2 separate regions of the Homo sapiens genome follow, and region 2 is linked to region 1. Evidence: chromatin loops called from intact Hi-C (ENCODE). Cell type or tissue: natural killer cell. All regions are shown on one strand. Each heading gives the region's core, and the rest is flanking DNA. Links, peaks and the distances in the headings are about the cores only. Region 1 overlaps LOC101929710 (a long non-coding RNA gene). Region 2 overlaps LNPEP (leucyl and cystinyl aminopeptidase).

Region 1 (9,950 bases), core at 1,028-9,027:
GGAGAGCTTTTAGTATTGGGTTAAGGAATATGGACTTCGATCTGTGAGCAATGGGGAACTGTTGGAGGCTTCCGAACAGGAAGTAGCATGATCTAATCTATATGTTAGGACTGTTCAGGTGACAAAAGTATAAGTAATGGATTGGAATGGATTCACTGTTGTAGGCAGTTATTGGGAAGCCTGAAGGCACTTTGATTTGGGAAAGTAAAGGGAACAAAAGAGATTACTATGGGGAAAGTAAGCGGGGAGACCAATGATCAGAGGAGGCTCTGTATCATTTGGGAATTTGAAATAAGGTACTACAAGTGGAGGGGGAGTGATTATGACAAAAAAGAGCAGAGTTAGGAGGCAAAAAGTAATGAGGCCTTGTACTAGGGTATTAATGATGGGAATGGAGAAAAGGAGAAGAATATCATGGCTCTGTGAAGGTAGAGTTGGCTGATTTGGCAGCTTTATTTGAGTATGAGAGGTGAATGAGCATGAGGAATTAAAAGTAACTACTAGCTTCAAGTTTGGTTTACTAGAAGATAATATTATATGAAAAGAAACAAGGGAATCAGGAGAAAGACCTTGTTTAGGTTAGCGGTATCAGTGGATTAAATGTCTGGCAGGCATTTGAAAATGTGAGTCTTAGGCCTCAGAGTCAACCTATTGAGTAATAGTAGAGATTGTGAAATTGAGCAAGTTTTCTGAGGGAGGTTATGAAGAAAGAGGATGAGAAAAAGAATTGGGGAATATTCCTAAATTTCATGCCCACTCTAATGGCAACACACTTCCTTCTTATTTAGAATTATGACTATGGTGGGCCACTCTTACTAACACAGGTATCTTATGCTTGAGGGATGTTTGCATGTATCCCTGTGTATATTTCCAAGATTTTCCTAGTGATAACATCACTCTAAGTCACTTGCTTCACGCATGTTTTTTGAGTGAAGGAAAAAGCTTTGGAATTAATAACCACTCCTTAGGCGTTGCACTTATTCGGTGCACACCCATCGTGATGTGTTGACCTTGCTTACCTTACTCATTGGGAATGGCAGAAAAGGCCATTCACTGTTGTAGGCAGTTATTGGGAAGCCTGAAGGCACTTTGATCTGGAAAGTAAAGAGAACAAAAGAGATTACTAGGGAGAAAGTAAGCAGAGAGATGAATGATCAGAGGAGGCTCTGTGTCATTTGGGAATTGGAAATAGGGTACTGCCAGTGTAAATAATGAACAATGTGAAGCTTAAATGATAATTTGCAACAAGCATTTAATGAAAGATCATTGCTTTTGGTAGTAGCCACATATTGAATAAAGTTTGCTGAGTGTGCACTGAATATTATCTGTCCTAAATGACTCAACATTTCAGTTTGATCCTAGGGAATGTTATGCATCTGGAAAAGGAAAGGAATACATTTATCTCTGAGAGCCGATATTATTGCATAGTACTAACAGAGATAAGGCCACTTTCAAATTGTCATAGCAAATGAACTTTAATGATGACTAATGAATAGAAATGTGTTTAATAACCTGTGATCTGATTTTAGAAGCTGGGCTATTAACTGAGAATAAGGAGAACTGCTCTCTGTTTCTGATTCTGTCCCTCTAATCTTTGCCTTGAATAAATCACTCATGTATAAAATGATTCTGGATAATTTAAAAGCATCAAGTATTTGAATTGTGACTTTTCTCTCCAATATTTCTCAACTAAACCAGCACAAAAAATATAAGAAGTATAAGGTATAATTTGATTTACCTGCAAAAAGAGTATTAGCCTCTAATGGGGATTATCCACATTTCTCAAAAACAACAGTTCATAATGTTGATGATCTATTATGACTGTGACCCCTGATGAGTATACTGAGACTGGAGTCAACAGATTGTATTAAACTTCAATAGCATAGAAAGCCAAGCATCATGATTTAGCTTTGTCAAGTGTTGAAAAATTTTGTTTTTACATAGAGGAAGAAGTCTTTCCTAAATAGATTCTGACTTGGTATATTGACTAAGTATATTTGCCTCATTTTTAGGTTCCTGAATCTCTTTTTTAAAGTTTGTATCTTGTGTTTTTAAAATTACCCTATATTTTACATACTCATTGTAAGCATATAGGCTTGCACAGATTAATTAAATGTAATTTTTGAATATTTGCCAAAACAGAAGCATGGCATTGGAAATGTACTTTAAAAATAGAAAATTTGAAGGCACTTTTGAGTTTGCAATGACAATTATCCCAGAAAATTTACTATAAAATATTTAAGTGTTAGCTCAGGTAACCTTTTTAAAATGTATTTTTAATTTACATACAGTAAAATTTACTCTTTTTGGTATATATTTTATATCAAAAATTCGACAAACAGAACAATTCTATTACCTCCTCGAAGGAACTCCTTGAAAATACATTGTCCCTTTGTAGTCAGATCTTCCTGCCACCCACCCTTAACCCCTAACAACTACTGATCTATTTTCCATCACTATGGTTTGGCCTTTTCTAGGATGTCATACACATGGAATCATACATTATGTAGGCTTTTGAGTCTGGCTTCTTTCACTTAGCATAATGCATTTGAGATTCATCCGTGTTGTTGCAGGTACCCGTAGTTTGTTCCTTTTTATTGCTCAATACTATTCCATTTATGGGTCCTTCACGGTTTAGCTGCCAGCTGAAGGATATTTACATTATACCCAATTTTGGGTGATTGTAAATAAAGCTGTTACAAACATTCACAAATGGTTTTTATGTAAATATGTCTTCTTTGTTTATTTCTTTTATTTCTTTTTTTTTTTTTTTTGAAACAGGGTCCCCCTGCTGTTACCCAGGCTGGAGTGGAGTGGCTCAGTCATAGCTCACTGCAGCCTGAAAGTCCTGGCTTCAAGCCATTCTCACATCTCAGCCTCCCTAATGGCTGGGACTACAGGGCATGCCACCAAACACAGCTAATTATTTTCTTTTTATTTTGTAGATATAAGGTCTCACTGTGTTGCCCAGGCTGGTCTCAAACAGCCTCCCAAAGTGTTGGGTTTACAGGTGTGAGCCACTATGTTCAGCCAAGTCTTATTTCCCTTGGGTGAATACTTAAGAGTGGGATTATTATGTATAGTAAGTGTATATTTAACATTATAATAAGCTGCCCAACTATTGCTCATAGTGACTGTACCATTTTGCATTTGAGAATTCAAGTTTTTCTGTGTACTTGTCAGCACTTGGCATTGTCAGGTTTTTTTTTTAAGTCATTCTAGAGCATACATAGTAGTATCTCATTGTGGTTTTGGTTTCCATTTCCCTAATGACTAGTAATATAGACCATATATCCATGTGTTTGTTTGCCATTAGTATATATTTTTTGTTGAAGTGTCTTTTCAGATCTTTTGTCCTTTTAAAAAAAAGAGTTGCTTTCATATTAAGGTTTGATGATTTTTATATAATCTAGATACATGATTCAAAAACATTTTCCCCCAGTCCCTGCCTTGTTTTTTCTTTCTCTTAAAGTATCTTTTGCAGAGCAAAAAAAGTTTTTGATTTTGATGAAGTCCAGTTTATCAATTTTTTTTCCTTGTTCTGATAGTGCTTTTGGTGTTATATCTAAGAACTCTTTGCCTAGCTCAAGGTCACAAATATTTTCCTATACATTTTCTTCTAAGTGTTTTACAGTTTTACATTTACATTTAAGTTTATGGCCCATTTCAAGTTGATTTTTTATTAGCACAAGTACATTTCTTTACGAACCGAAGGGATGATCCTAATTAAACCAGCACTTTAAATTAATTGCACATAAGATACTTATGGAGGTTTGCTTGTTGAACTGAGCTTGTTCATTCTCTCAGCTAATTACTTTCCAAAGTGATGAAAGAATTTTTATTCTACTTTTTTGTAGACCTGAGTACAGGTGACATTGTTCAGGATGCGGTCCACCATTAATTTTCCATTTTTTAACTTTCTTGTTATTGTGCTTTCCTTTCCTTTCCATTCCTGATGTTGAACCAATGTGCCATGTATGAAGTTGTGGACAGTCTGTGTTTTTCTGCTATTAGCTGTAGTTTCTTCAAACTTCTCCACCAGGGTACAAGAGAACTGTGTTGGTTTCAGAGTGCTCTCAGTGTTTATGATGGTTTTTGCTGTTACAAGAGATGTTACAATCTGGTTGGGCCATTGCATGCATTTTTCACAGAACTATTCCCACTCCTAGTTCCATCGTGTATTCATCAAAGCATTTGCTGTCCACTCGATGCTATTGTCCTTCCAGCTGCTGAATGGTGGCCAGCATGGGTGTATGAGCAGAGTAGGGTCTGGCTCAGGGGTGGGGGTAGGATATTGAGCCAGGTTTTTTGTATAAGGTGTGAGATACGTGTCTGGGGTGATTTTTTGGCATTTGGGTTAGTACTATTTGTTAAAAAGACAATCGTTTTTTTCCATTGAACTGTATTTGCACCTAAGTAAAAAAATCAGTTGACTACAGTATTTGTATGGATGTATTTCTGCACTCTATGCTACATTGATCTACGTGTCTCTGCTTTCATCAGTACCCACTGTCATGATTATTGTAGCTTTATAGTATAATTAACTTTAGAACATCTCTGCAAGAAAGAAACAAATTCTCTCAAGCATCCTAATCAGTTTCCTTTTCAGTCTTCTTATCCAAGCAAATGGATTATTTCTCAACAATTTTATCTTCAATGTTCATTCAGTTTATATAGTGACTCAGAAGGGTTGTAGCTATACTTCTTGTAGCCTTTCCCTGTGTAGAAAAAAGACCCGTGTACACTACAGCATTTAAGTTGAGTTTCTCTGCATCAAAGTCAAAATGCAAAAATTTGCACGCACACACACACACACACACACACACACCCCCACTCACCCACACAAACCAAAAACCATCTACTGACCCTATCATCTGCAGACATTCCCTCAAGGGGCTTTCCAGGGAGCTACCAACTCTTACAGGCCCCATCACTCTGACCAAGCTGCCTGGACAGTGGTGACACCTTACCACCCATTGATAACCAGCTTCCTGTCTGGTGGAGTGTCAGTTGGTGGGAACCAGCTGTTATGATTCATCCCACTTAAGATTTCTGCCTTTTGACAAGTGACGCTAATAGACCTAGGCTGAATGGTGTCTGATTGGGAGAATTTTCTTTTTGAAAGCAGTTTGATTTCTAGTGCCTCAGCAACTGAACTTTTTACTTTAACAGGTACGCTCCAATTTCCAGTTTCTGTGGAAATTCAATAGAGAGATAAATGTTGTTTTCATCAAGTGTTTGTACCAGCTATTATTTCTTCCTGAAAAACAAACAAGCAAGGTAACTTCTCTTAAAAAAGATACTTGTGTTATGAATTCTTTAATAGTTTTCGAAGCTTTCTGGCTTCTGATATTCTGCAAAAGGCAAAACATTTCCAGCCTAAGATATGACTTGTTACATTTGGATTTGGTGAAAGAATTATTAAGTGCTTGAGGGGATAGCTTCACATATCTTGAGGGGATGGCCTTTCTCTTGTGCTACTGAAGCCAGTTTCATCCTTTGCTTTGTTTTTGTCATTTCCTTACTCTGATAAGCTTATGAATATTATTTTAAAAAGTTTGTTAAGGGTCAATCCCTTATGGTTTACAACCATAAGGACAAGCTGTTGTAAATATAATGAAAGAACAATATAAGAAATATACATTTTAAAATATTGATAAGGGAAAGTTGTACTGGTTTTTATGAGTTATGCAAAATTAACATTGTCCTTACTTTTTTAAAAACAATTTTCAGCAGTTGCACATGGAATAACAATTGTCCTTACTTTAGAGATGAGGAGAGAGCAGAGCATGCCATGAAGGAGGAGGACTGTGATTACATTAGGGACCTACCAATCATGGTACCAGTGGCATGCATGGGCAGAAGGGGAGCCTATTACCAGCAGCCTTCACAGGATGGGCCAGATTTCTTCAGCATCACTGCATATAAAGTCACACCCCTAAGTATGAGAAAGTCAAATTGTGATGGAAATTTTTCTAATGCTAAGAAGTGCTGGTTTCCTATAGCCAATTAGGTAGTGCTAGCAGTGCAACATTTTATAACATTTGGTAGTAACAAGTGATTTTATCTTTGGGTTGGCGATACCCTAGGGCAGACATTCTCAAGCTTTAGTGTACATAAGAATTACCTGAGGAGCTTGTTAAACTTTAGGTCCCTGGGCCCCAGCCCTCAGAGGTTTTGATTTATTAGGTCTGGGGAGTGGACAAGAATCTGCATTTTAAAAACAAACCCACTCTGTTTGGCACCCTGACTCGTTTCTCAAAAGGTTGCAAAATTCTCCTAACAAAAACTATTACACTTCAACTGAATTTTTAAATTACCGTTCAACTGAATTTTTAAAATACTCTTTCACATAGTACAAGTAAGTGTTGTGAAATTCAATGATGGTTGAGCTTCGGGGTTCCAGAGAGGTTGGCAATAACTAGTTTAGATTCCCTAGGTGTGAACTAAGATATAACATGCAGTGAGCAGTATAAATAGACTTAAGTTAAATTTCTTTCAATTAGAAGTTATTAGTTACACAATTTCCATTTCCAGGTCATCTATGCATCCACAGATGGTATTAGATAAGGGAGCTAGACCAGGCATGGTCTACCTAGGGAATTTCACAAGGTTCTTTTATAATCATTTATTGCCTACTGGGCCCTTAATGATGTTACTCAGGATCCCATTAAGTTAGCCATGAATATAGTAATTGGTCCCCTGACGATAGCCAGGGGGAGTCAAATCTTGTGGCTCCACCCTATTCTGGTCATGTTGGAGGCAAGATAGAAATTGTTGCTTGTAATCTTCAAGGGCACTTTTCCTTTCTGGGGATAAGGTGCACTGTGCTCCCAAGCACATTTCTCAAAACACAGCCTGAGTCCCTAGAGAGTCCTCCCCCTCTAATTCAGGCTGGCACTTATGACTTACTTTTAAAAGTAATTTGAAAATCCCATCAAATACAAACAATCAAAATCTAGATTCTCCACCAGATATTCTGTAGATCTAGTATTCCGTTGTTTCCATCTGCCCACATCAACCACTTAAAAATATTTTTGGACAAGGTTTTTCCTGCCTTTGTTGATACTTAGGTAAGATGGAGCATTTCTAGAGACTGGACCCAAAGCAACTACACACATGAATATGATATAAACTAGTTCTGTGTTAGCAACGGGGAGTCAGATTTTGCTGATTTGGTGTTCATATTCAGACAAAGTTCTGCAGTTTGCGGAATTATAATACCAAACCAGAGGTTATTCCTGATTCATTTGAATGAATCCCTGTGCTTGTGGTTCATGTATATAGCTGGCTTTTGAAATTTTTCTAACTTTTCATGGCAAAACTTAAAGCAAAGAGAGTTATAGAATCTTCCAGATATGGAAAGTACTTTAAAGAGCATACACTCCTATCTCTTGTTTATTATTTATTTATTGGTTTTGACATCCAGGATACACACTAGATTACCTAATTTTTAAAACTCATCTTCTACCTTAACTGTCACTAAATTGTCAGCTTTTTAAGGGAGAAGATTCTTTCTTACTCAAGTGTGTTTTTAATCACTGTGAGATTATATTACAGTGAGATTATAGTTCAGCTTCTTGAGGAAGAAGGCTTCATTTTGCACAGCTGCCCTGAATAAATATTTTTTAACTTGATCATTCAGTTGGCAGATGTTTTTTCTCGTTCTCTGTTTTCCAGTTGGTGTATTTGGCTGCCATATTTCCTCAATTCTGACCCCTGCCCTATCATTTATTAATGTATGACTTTGGGCAAGTTATTTAACCTCTCTGTGCCTTAGTTTTCTTTTCTGTAAAATGACACTCAGTAGCATGATGATGATGTTAGCTGTTGTCTTTGTGGGTATTTTTTAACATGATTAATATTTATGTGTCTAGATTAAGTAGATAACACTAATAATAGCTGCCGTATTTTGAGGACTTTCTTAGTACATTTCTGCTGCTATAACAAAATATTAATGCCACAAACTGGGCAACTTATAAACAATAGGAATGTATTTCTGACAGTTGTGGAGGCTAGGAAGCACTGGCAGATTCAGTGTTTGGTGAGGGCTTGTCCTACAGATGACATTTTCTTGCAGTGTCTGTGCAAAAGGGCAGAAGAAAACAAACCCACTACCTCAAGCCATTTTGTAAGGTCTCTAATCCCATCCATGAGGGCTCTGCCCTCCTAACTTAATCACCTTCTAAAGGCTCTACCTTTTAATACCTTCACATTGTCAATTAAGTTGTGCCGCATGTATTTTTGGGGAAATTCACACTGTGCTTATGCTTCCTGTCCTTTCATTTAATAGCCTAAGTTCTATCTGGAAAATACTATGGGAAAACAGAAGTTATTTGAAAGCTCTTGAAAGTAGGACATGTTAACAGTTACAATTAGTAAGTATATACTGTACACATTTTATTATGATAGATTCTTCCATGATTATAAGATAAGTGATTTTTCTTTTTTTTCACTTTTTTTTAAGTTCAGGGGTACATGTGCAGGTTTGTTAAATAGGTAAACTCATGTCATGGGGGTTTGTTGTACAGGTTATTTCATCACCCAGGTATTAAGCCTAGTTCTCATTATCTGTTTTTCCTGATCCTCTCCAACCTCGCACCCTACACTCTCAGGAAGAACCCAGTATCTGTCGTTCCCCTCTATGTGTCCATGTGTTCTCATCATTTAGCTCCCACTTCTAAGTGAAAACAGGTGGTATTTGGTTTTCTGTTCCTGCATTAGTTTGCTGGAGTCCGCCAGCTCCATCCATGTTCCTGCAAAGGACAGGATCTTGGTTTTTTTTTTTATGGCTGCATGGTATTCCACGGTGTGTATGTACCACATTTTCTTTATCCAGTCTACCACTGATGGACATTTAGGGTGATTCCATGTCTTTACTATTGTGAATAGTGCTGGATGAACACACGTGTGCATGTGTCTCTATGATAGAATGATTTATATTTTTTTGGGTATATGTTCAGTAATGGGATTGCTGGGTTGACCGGTAGTTCTGTTTCTAGCTCTTTGAGGAATCTCCACACTGCTTTCCACAATGATTGAACTAATTTACACTTTTACCAACAGTGTATATGTGTTCTTCTTTCTCTGCAACCTCCCCAGCATCTGTTATGTTTTGACTTTTTAATTATAGCCATTCTGACTGGTGTGAGATGATATCTCATTATGGTTTTGATTTGCATCTCTCTAATGATCAGTGAAGTTGAACCTTTTTTCATATGCTTGTTGCCGACATGTATGTCTTGTTTTGAAAAGTATCTGTTCATTTCCTTTGCTCACTTTTTTATGTGGTTGTTTTTTTTTCTTGTAAATTTGTTTGTTTCTTTTAGATGCTGGATATTAGACCTTTGTCAGATGCATAGTTTGCAAACATTTTCTCCCATTCTGTTGATTGTCTGTTTACTCTATTGATAGTGTCTTTTCCTGTGCAGAAGCTCTTTAATTTAATTAGATCCTATTTGTCAATTTTTGCTTTTGTTGCAATTGGATAAGCAATTTTTCAACTGAAACTATAAGAAGGAGTTTTTAGGCTTCCTGGACCCACTGTTCTACAGTATTATATGGAAATCATTGTCCTACAACATAATATTTTTTAAAAAAAACCTTCATGGTACACTTAACAAAATCAGGATACATATGCTGATGTAGCACAGAAGAGTAAATTAATTGGGCATTTAAAGTCTGATGAGTTGCACTGACTCTTGGGTTATCAGGTGGCGACTTAATTATGCTACTAAATGAATTAACACTCCTTAAATGTGGGAAATTCACACTCAGCTTCATCACTCCTGTCAGTGAACTGGTGGCAGTATCCAAAAGAGCAAAGTACATTTCTGAAAAAAATCCAAGTGGTTCATATTAAAGAATAATGAGTATCAGATGCATTAGGGCTCTATCATGTAATGTTGCTAACGTCCCCTATAATATTCACTGAAGACAAACTGGGAAAA
Region 2 (9,950 bases), core at 753-8,752, 970 kb after region 1:
AAAATCTTGTCAGTGGTTCCATCTACTGACCTATGCATTTGTAAAGGAAGTGAATTTAGCTTATATCTTGTCACTCTAGCCTTCAATACTCATCTATTCCAGTACGTTTTTTTTGTAGTTTCCCTGTTTTCTGTCCAAAGTTGCCACTGGTATGACCTATTTTTGTTGGGCCCTGCTCTCTACCTGTTGATAATTGGTTCATTTGATGAATATCCTATGTTAACCTGTTCAGGTAACATACTTCTGCAACCCATTTAAAATGCATATCCCTGGAAAGGGCTTATAAGGATGGATCTTAGTGCTAGGAATTCCCATTTAGCTCAGGATCTATTTTTGGCTTTGTCCTTGGGAGGGATTGCTATTATGTTGAAGTCTGGACATCTGGTCTGGGTTTGGATCTTTGGTGGCTTTTTTTATGAAGAGAGATGTGCTGGACCAGTACTTAAGATTGTTTTGGCAATAATGATTATGTCTTATTAGGCAGGTAGAGGTAAAACTGTTAAGTAATAGTGATTTGTATATTACAAAAAAAAAAAAAAATTGAAGGCAACTATCTGCTTTTTTGGTTAGAGATATTAGATTAAATAATTCTTTGATGTTTATCCAGATTTTTGTCTTCATTTGCATGCAGGGTTGGTATATTTTGTAAAAACTTAAATTCATCTTAAGAAATGCAAATGCTAAGGTTCACCCTCAGAATCTGATTAAGGAGGTCTGATTATATATGAAATACATACTAGAAAGTATGTATACTTTCTTTTTTTTTTTTTTTGAGACACAGTCTCACTCTGTTGCCCAGGCTGGAGTGCAGTGGCACAATCTCAGCTCACTGCAACCTCTGCCTCCCGGGTTCAAGTGATCCTCCTGCCTCAGCCTCCCGAGTAGCTGGGATTACAGGCGCCCGCCACCATGCCCAAATAATTTTTGTATTTCTAGTAGAAATGAGGTTTCACCATGTTGGCCAGGTGAACTCCTGACCTCAAGTGATCCGCTCACCTTAGCCTCCCAAAGTACTGGGATTACAGGCATGAGCCACCGCGCCCAGCTGAAAGTATATATACTTTCTAGTTTGTGATATATTCTAAAGTATATCTAAAGGTTGGTATTTTGGCATTTTGAGGTCCCAGAACTGAAAACATAAATAGTTTTTTTTTTCATATGAATGTAGGTCCTATGAATCACTTTTATTACCGCAGTGTGGTGCATAATCAAACAAGGAGGACTTAGTTGTCTTAAAAAATTATTTTTGCTTTCATGTTCAGATTGGTATCCAGTTGAAAGTATTTTTCAACTTCAAAAATGGGAAGTCTGGGCAACAAATGAGATATTTGTGGGTTGTAATACAGTATAAAATTGTGATTCCATCTTTTAATCTTACAAATAACAATTGTTCTATAGATATGTGAGTCTTTTTAAAAAAAAATTTTTAGCATCACTTCTCAAAAATGTGAGCATACCACATTTTGTTTTTATTTTTCTTTTGCTCTATGATAAATTTCCACATTGAAAGACAACTCTTAAGAAATAGGAGCTCATAGTTTCTCTGTGTGATGGAATATAAGTTAAATCCTGTTTTTATCTTTCTGTCTTAAGTTTTTAATTTTATTTGGGGGAAATAAGACTGTTAGGAATTAAGTGTTAGCATCACTAACAATCTAGGGTTAAAGCTATAGCTAGAAACAGCCCAGTTTTTAACTGGAAACTAGTGGTAGAAAAGTTCTTTGCTATTACTTGCCAGTTTCCAAAAACTGTCTTGATACATGCATAAAAACAGCATATTTTAGAAACTCTTATAACCGGTGATTATCATTTATCTGTAGGTTATCCTTGAGAACTCAGCCTGAAAGATAGATAACCAGAGAGATTGGTTATAAGGAAATTATATAGAAAATAAGTGGTAATTTTCTGCTCAGTAATTCAATCATACAGCTATCTTTTGAATGCCCATTTACAAGTAGATTTTCTGCTAGACACAGTTACATTAAAAAAAAAAAACCCACAACCTCGTCATCAGATAATGCTTACCTAAATAAGAGAAATGAATAGAAGAACCTAGTTTTGTTGTCATGCTAATATGAAATATGGAAACACAGAAGAAATAAAAAAGCAATAAAGTTTTGTCTAAGACAGTATTCTAATTATGAAATAAATGTACAGAAACTGTTCATAACTGTTTGCATGTCTACTAATTTAGTGTAATACTCCTATTAGGAAACAGCAGTATTAACCCTGTCTATGAAAACATTAGGAAATTGAGATTTGAAAGAGTTTAGCCAAGATTACCCCAGATGTTGGGATGGACCTAGATGAGGCCTGTGGTTCTTGGCAGTCGAGGTGAGGTCAGTGCAGCTATGTTTTGTCAATTAGTCACCTCATGACTTGAAAACTGTAGGGCAGCAGTCCCCAAACTTTTCGGGACCAGGGACCACAGTCGGGGGGATGTATGTATACTTTCTAGTTTGTGATATATTCTAAAGGGGAGAAGGTTTGGGGATGACTCAAGTGCATTATATTTATTGTGCACTTTATTTCTATTATTATTGCATTGTAATATACAATGAAATAATTATACAACTCACCATAATGTAGAATCAGTGGGAGCCCTGAGCTTGTTTTCCTGCAAGTAGACAGTCCCATCTAGGAGTGGTGGGAGACAGTGACAGATCAGGCATTAAATTCTCAAAAGGAGCACACAACCTAGATCCCTCACATGCGCAGTTCACAATAGGGTTCGTGCTCCTATGAGAATCTAATGCCACCACTGATCTGACAGGAGGTGGAGCTCAGGTGGTAATGCTAACGATGGGGACTGACTGTAGAGATGAAGCTTCACTTGTTTGCCTGCTGCTCACTCCTGCTGTGTGGCCTGATTCCTAACAGGCCAGAGACTGGTACTGGTCTGTGGCCTTGGGGTTGGGCAAACCTACTGTAGGGGGCTGGAGTTGAGCTGATACTACTAGGCCTTTCCATAGTATAATTGGAGCAACCAGAAAGACACAGTCTTTTATTTATTTATTTATTATTATTTTTTTAATTTGAATCCGTAGATAAATTTCAGCAACTTTTCTGAAAGTTTGCAAGAAGCCAGGATTGAGAATGAAGGGACATTTTGGAGCCCTTGTGGTGGTACAGTTCTTTTTATATCTAGATCTTGACCTAGATCTACATATGGCCGTTATAGAGAGTGTTGCTTATTGCCTTGGTGTTTCTGGACAGTAAATGGAACATCAAGAGTTCTCTGTGTCCATGGAAGGGTGGACAGGATTCCCTTGTAACCTTATCCATTGTTGTAATTCATTTGTGATTGTCCTAGCAGCACCTGAAGGACTTTGCATTTTACAAAGATGTTTAGAGAAAATTGGAAGAGGAGAATCAATGATGAAGATGAAAGAAATGTGGAGATTGGGGGTAAAGGAAGAAGCTGATAGGCAGAGATTTTAAAAATGGTCATGCCTTGATCCTTGCAAGTCTTTGGTTCAGAAATGAGCTTCAGTTGGAGAGCAGGACACTGTTGTATGAGGTTGAAGACAGAGTCTAGGTTGGAAGGGGACAGGTAGGTAGGTCTGGTTGGATTAATGGAATTGGGGGCTCAGGGGACAAATGAGTTAAGATTGGCATTTGGGAGCCTTGCCAAGAGATAGAAAACATTTGCCAGAAATTTAAGCATACTGTCTTTTTTATAGTCAGAAAATTCAGTCACTCGTAAGTTGGGACTGTTCACTTGTCTGAATGTTTTAGATTTAAAGAAAAAATATAGCTCTTTGATAAACAACGTGGTGTGGAGCTGTGGTAAGCCTGCTCTTGCTCCTGACTCACCGCCGCTCGCTCTCACCAAAAAACAGGTTGGTCAGGAGATACAGAAAAACGCCCATGAAGCCAGAGGTGGCAATTCACTGAATTAGAATCACTCTAGGCCCAGCGCGGTGGCTCACACCTATACTCCCAGCACTTTGGGAGGCTGAGGCAGGCGGATCACCTGAGGTCAGGAGTTTGAGGCCAGCCTGGCCAACATGGTGAAACCCTGTCTCTACTAAAAATACAAAAATTAGCTGAGTATGTTGGCACGTGCCTGAAATCCCAGCTACTCGGGAGGCTGAGGCACAAGAATCACTTGGACCCAGGAGGCGGAGGTTGCAGTGAGCCGAGATCGTGCCACTGCATTCCAGCCTGGTGACAGAGCGAGACTCCATCTCAAAAAAAAAAAAAAAAAAATACGAGAACACTTGGACACAGGGTGGGGAACACCACACACTGGGGCCTGTCATGGAGTCGGGGGAGGGGGGAGGGATAGCATTAGGAGATATACCTAGTGTAAATGACGACTTAATTGGTGCAGCACACCAACATAGCACATGTATACATATGTAACAAACCTGCACGTTGTGCACATGTACCCTAGAACTTAAAGTATAATAAAAAAATAAATAAATAAAAAGAATCACTCTAACGAGCTGCAAGGTAAAATCCTTGGAGAAGGTGTGTGCCGACTTGATCAATGGATCAAAGGAAAAGAATCTAAAGTGATAGGACCAGTTTGAATGCCTACCAAGACTTTGAGAAACATTACAAGAAAAACTTCTTATGAAGGTTCTGAGACATGGTATTGTTTCCAGATGAGAATCCATAAGTGACTCATTGACTTCCACAGTCTTTCTGAGATTGTTAAGCAGATTACTTCCATCATTATTGAGCCAGGAGTTGAGGTTGAAGTCACCATTGCAGATGCTTAAGTCAACTATTTTAATAAATGATTACCAGTTGTTTAAAAAAAAAAAAAAGAAAACTATAGAGAGCTATCTACCTTTTGGGACTACCATGGTAGCAGTCATTTGCTGTTCCTTTTTTTGGGAGGGACGGGAACAGGGTCTTGCTTGGCTGGAGTGCAGTGGCACGGCCACAGCACTGCAGCCTTGACTTCTCAGGCTCAAGCGATTCTCCTGCCTCAGCCTCCCGAGTAACTGGGACCACAGGTGCACACCACCATGCCTGGCTAATTTTTGTATTTTTTGTAGAGATGGAGTTTTGCCATGTTGGCCAGGCTGGTCTCGAACTCCTGGGCTCCAATGTTCTGCCTGTCTTGACCTCCCCAAGTGCTGGTACTATAGGTGTGAGCCAGTGCGGCCCTGTGGCCAGCCTACTATTCTTTATAGCCTGGCTTTGCTTCACTTTTCTACTGGTGCTTGTGATAGAACAATGAACCAATTAATTTTTTTAAAATTCCATCCTTAACATGTAAATGAGGAGGAAACCAGGTCATTTGCCAAATAAGGAAAATTCAAGCTTCCAAGGGAGTTTCAAAAAACAATGGAGGATCAAGTTCAATTGTAGGAGACTTTTTGAAATTCTTTTTCTTCTAATACATATTGCTTAATGAAGGTACTCCTGGGCATTCCACATATTTCAAAAATGTAGTCACTGAACCAGAACTTGAATCAGTTGTCTGAATTTCTCTGGATTGTGGGGCTCAGAGTCTTCTCCAGCCAATGATCTGGGGTGAAGGAAGTTAAAGAAGGCTTCTTCAACTGAGGGAACAGAAGAATGAGGAGTGCAGTGAGAAAAGGATGCCTCTATGGGTTGGGTGTGCTCCCTTCCTCTTGCAGCAAGTGATGAACAGTGCTATGTGGGAGCATTTCCCGGACAACTGACTCAGGTGTCATTCAGTGCCATAGAGAAAATTTCTGGTAAGGAAGGAGGCTTAAGCCATAGTATTTCTCACAGCTGAAACTGTTATTTTGTCAAATTTAAAACAGTTGTTAGTATATTCATCAATGAAACATCATTACATTGTCAATGAAACATTTCATTGTCAATGAAAAGAGTCAAACTGTAAAATCTTTAAAGAGGCTTATTCTGAGATAAATAATGTGTGACCAAGGCCCAAAGCACAGTCTCAAGAAGTCCTGAGAACATGTGCCCAACATGGTTGGGTTACAGCTTGATGTTATACATTTTAGGGAGACAGAAGTTATAGGCAGACAACAATCAATACATGTAAAGTGTACATTGGCTCAGTCTGGAAAGGGGATAACTCAAAGCGGGGACTTCTATTCCAGTTCATAGGTGGATTCAAAGATTTTCTTTTTTGTTTTTCTTATTTTTGCTTTTTTTTTTTTTTTTTTTTTTTTTTGAGACAGAGTCTCATTCTGTCACCCAGACTGGAGTGCAGTGGTGCAATCTCAGCTCACTGCAAACTCCGCCGCCCAGGTTCAAGCAATTCTTGTGCCTCAGCCTCCTGAGTAGCTGGGATTATAGGCATGTTGCCACCACACCCAGCTAATTTTTGTGTTTTTTCAGTAGAGATGAGATTTCGCCATATTGCCCAGGGTGGTCTTGAACTCCTGGCCTCAAGTCATCACCCACCTCAGCCTCCCAAAGTGCTGGGATTACAGGCATGAGCCACACATGTGGCCACATTCAAAGATTTTCTGATTGGCAGTTGGTCGAAATAATTAAGTTATTATCTAAAGACCTGGAATCCATAGAAAGGAGTGTCTGGGTTAAGATAAGGTAAGGGGTCATGGAGACCAGGGTTCTTAATATGTAGACGAAGCCTCCAGGTAGCAGGCTTTCAGAGAATAGATGGTTATTATCTCTTATCAGAACGTAAAATGTGCCAGACTCTTAGTTAAATCTCTCCTGGATCAAAAAAAGACCTGGGGTGGTGCAGTGGCTCACACCTGTAATCCTAGCACTTTGGGAGGCCAAGGCAGGAAGATTGCTTGAGGCCAGCAGTTCAAGACCAGCCTGGGCAACATAGTGAGAGCCTGTCTCTACAAAAAAATTAAAAATTAAAAAAAAAAATTAGTCAGGTGTGATGGTATGCACCTGTGGTCCCAGCTGCTTGAGAGGCTGAGGTGAAAGGATCACTTGAGCCTGGGCAAAGTGGAAGTGAGCTGTGGTCATGCCACTGCACTGCAGCCTGGGCAAGAGAGTGAGACCCTATCTCAAAAAAAAAAAAAAAAAAAGAGATCAGAAAGGTCTTTTTCTATAGAATGTTCCACACAAGAGACAGCTTTGCAGGGCCATTTCAAAATAGGTCTAAGAAATATATTTTGGGGTAAAATACCTTTATTTCTTTCACAGCCTGCTATCTGTTGTGTGATGTTATACTAGAGTCAGTTTAGAATTTGGTATTTTATTGCTACAAAGAGTGTTTCGTCAGTCTTAAGATCTCTGTTTTAATATTAATGCTGGTCAGTTGTGCCAGAATTCCAAAGGGAGGAGAGTATAATGAGGTGCGTCTGACCCCCGCTTCCCATCATAGCCTGAGCTAGTTTTTCATGTTTACTTTGGAATGCCCTTGGCCGTTCAGTCAGAGGGGTCCATTCGGTCAGTTGAGGGGCCTAGAATTTTATTTTTGGTTTACAAAATCATTCCAAGATCCTCTTTAGAGGAAAAATTTATAGAGATTAGTGGGAATGATGAGGAGAACTCAATCTTGAGAGCTCAATCAAAAGGAGATGTTTAAATATCTTTTTAAGTTGGTATTGGTAAAGTGCTTTGAAGACAGAAAGAATGTAATACATGTCTGGTGTCTGCTTGTCCTATAATTGTCGGAAGGGCCTCAATGATGAAATAAGGGAGGCTGCCATGACACTTGAGTCTTGGTGAGAGGAGCTAGTGTGTCCACATTTATCAAGATCACCTGCAGGAGTTTGGGCTGGCCCCCTCTTATTAGTAGTTTCTCTGTTTTTTAAACTGGAGGCTCAGCGCCTTAGTATCTAGATTGGGTAGCTACATTATGAAGATAACTCAAACTGAACAATAGAGTATTGGGTATTAGTGGGAATAAGAAATGCATTGCTCTTTAAAGCAGCAGCCTCACTTCCATCTGCATCAGTACAGGATACTGAGAGGCTTGGTAGCATTCCACTTGTAGGAAGCACACAGAAAAATAATTGAATATAGAAAAGAGGGTCTAGTGTGACTTGGGGATTAGATAATAGAGCATGTTGAATTAGATGGAAATAAGCACATGTTCACTAAAGTGTGGCTAGCTTTGTTCCAGTCCAGTTGTTCACTGCAGTTGGGCATAATTCTGTTTTAATTAATTACCAATTCAGGAAATATTATTGCGATAAAGACTTGAAGAATTTATGCATAGAATCTTGTCTTGGCACATCATCGAATGACAATGACTATTAGTAGAAAAAATGTAGTTACTATCCCAGCCTTTTGACTAATCCATAACTAATTTTTTAAGTTGGTTAATGATAAGCAAACTGGCCCTCAGTCAGTTGTAAATTGATGACAAAGTTGTTACTATAAAGACTGAAGACTGTCGTATACCTGGTGTTTTATCAATCCAATGAGTCACATGGAAAAGTATTACAAAAAATTATCTGCAAGGTAATTTTTTGTTCAGATCCTTCTGAGATCTGGCAAATAAATGTATTCACCAACTGAGATTTCTTGTTTAACTCACAAGTTTTCTGTATACATTGAAGAGTTCTTATAAATTTCCTTTGCAGATCCCATTCAGTGATATGCATTCTTTGTTAAATAACTCACAGATACTCATTATGTCTAATGTAATTTTTCATTTTAAATAAGGAATTATAGGTTAAGATGTTCTTTTAAGACTATAGTATAGCGAATTGATGGAATTTAAAAGTAAACTTTTTATCTTTAGATCTTGTGAAAGTATTTGCAGCTATGCAGATTTGCTTGAGAGATTAATAAGCATAAATATTTAGGCATCATTGACAATGTAAATTACTTTATATTGCTAAATCTAACAGGGGCCCTAAGCATTGTTAAAGACTGGCACCCTATATTGTGAGGAAAGATTTAAGAAATACTATGGAATATAAAGATTTTTTGTTAATTTGATTGGGGGGACAAGTTTGTATAAATATAAATGTAAATAATTTAACCTAGGAAAAGAAAAAGAAAATTGAAAATTGGAGCTAAAATAATTTGATTTTTCCCTCAACAGGGTTATTGGCTGTCTTTTAAGTGACTAAAAGAGCGTATCTTTATGTGAATTTTAGGCATGGTCATATGATTAATACAAGGATAAAGCAACCAAATGCTCTCAGTATTTATTCCCGTGCTATTTGTCTGTTTTTTAGTTCATGGAGTATTGTATTGTACTTGGTAATTTGATGCTTTTGAGATGTCCTTTAGACAGATTTTTAACTACAGGACTTCCTCTGTAGAATCGACAATGTGTTTCACTCTCTGTGGCATTGACAATGTTTTTGAATGCCTAATTGTTCAGTAGAACTCCGTGGTTATTATTACAACTTTGTACATTATTATAAATATTTTATATTAGTTGTATATTCCACTGCAGATAGCAACCAGAAAACTAAATACAGAAATATTACATATAGAGAGAATATAATGTACAAAAAAAATCTTGGGAGATGAGTGCTTTGGGTTTAATTCTATTTTACTGAAACCAGAGAATAATAGGATTCAAATCTACCTAATTTTTCTATTTTTCTGATTTTCCATTTTTCTCTTTTTGAATTTTTTCCTTTTCACATTACTTTAGTAATTTGTTCTTCATCTCTTATTTTTATCACCTAGACAGAAAATATAGCAAAGCATAAATCATTTTTCAGGTCACCATGCTTCATTCTTCTTTTATTGGGGAAGGGGCAGTGGTGATCCGGGAAGAAGCATAGTGTAAACATTTTAATACAAATTTCTCTTTTTTTTTTTTTTTGAGATGGAGTCTTGCTCTGTCTCCCAGGCTGGAGTGCAGTGGCACGATCTCGGCTCACTGCAACCTCTACCTCCCGGGTTCCAGTGATTCTCCTGCCTCAGCCTCCCGAGTAGCTGGGATTACAGGCATGCACCACCATGCCCGGCTAATTTTTATATTTTTAGTGGAGACAGGGTTACACCCTATTGGCCTGGCAGGTCTCGAACTCCTGACCTCAGGTGATCTGCCTTTCTCGGCCTCCCAAAGTGTTGGGATTACAGGCGTGAGCCACCAC

Evidence for each region. Hi-C counts contacts between places; a loop is a spot of excess contacts. Peaks named below come from ENCODE experiments on the same cell type or tissue, not always from the same donor. Only the 100,000 strongest peaks of a DNase experiment are listed, where the experiment ranks them.
Region 2: it touches region 1 in a loop (9-fold over the local background); 4 of 110 quality-filtered maps call a loop at or near these places.

The regions. Positions count from the first base shown.
Region 1 is chr5:95,969,203-95,979,152 of GRCh38, forward strand. The region is part of intron 1 of LOC101929710 (a long non-coding RNA gene); the gene reads left to right. It also overlaps a transcript of CAST not described here and the pseudogene FABP5P5. Among named protein-coding and RNA genes, the nearest start is that of ELL2, 12 kb to the left of the region's middle. In natural killer cell, for the core only: no CTCF peak of the experiment used is centred there; a DNase peak (open chromatin) is centred at 4,959.
Region 2 is chr5:96,938,460-96,948,409 of GRCh38, forward strand. All of the region lies in intron 1 of LNPEP (leucyl and cystinyl aminopeptidase), which reads left to right. It also overlaps the pseudogene RPS20P16. Among named protein-coding and RNA genes, the nearest start is that of LNPEP, 7.4 kb to the left of the region's middle. In natural killer cell, for the core only: no CTCF peak of the experiment used is centred there; no DNase peak of the experiment used is centred there; H3K27ac peaks cover 940 bases.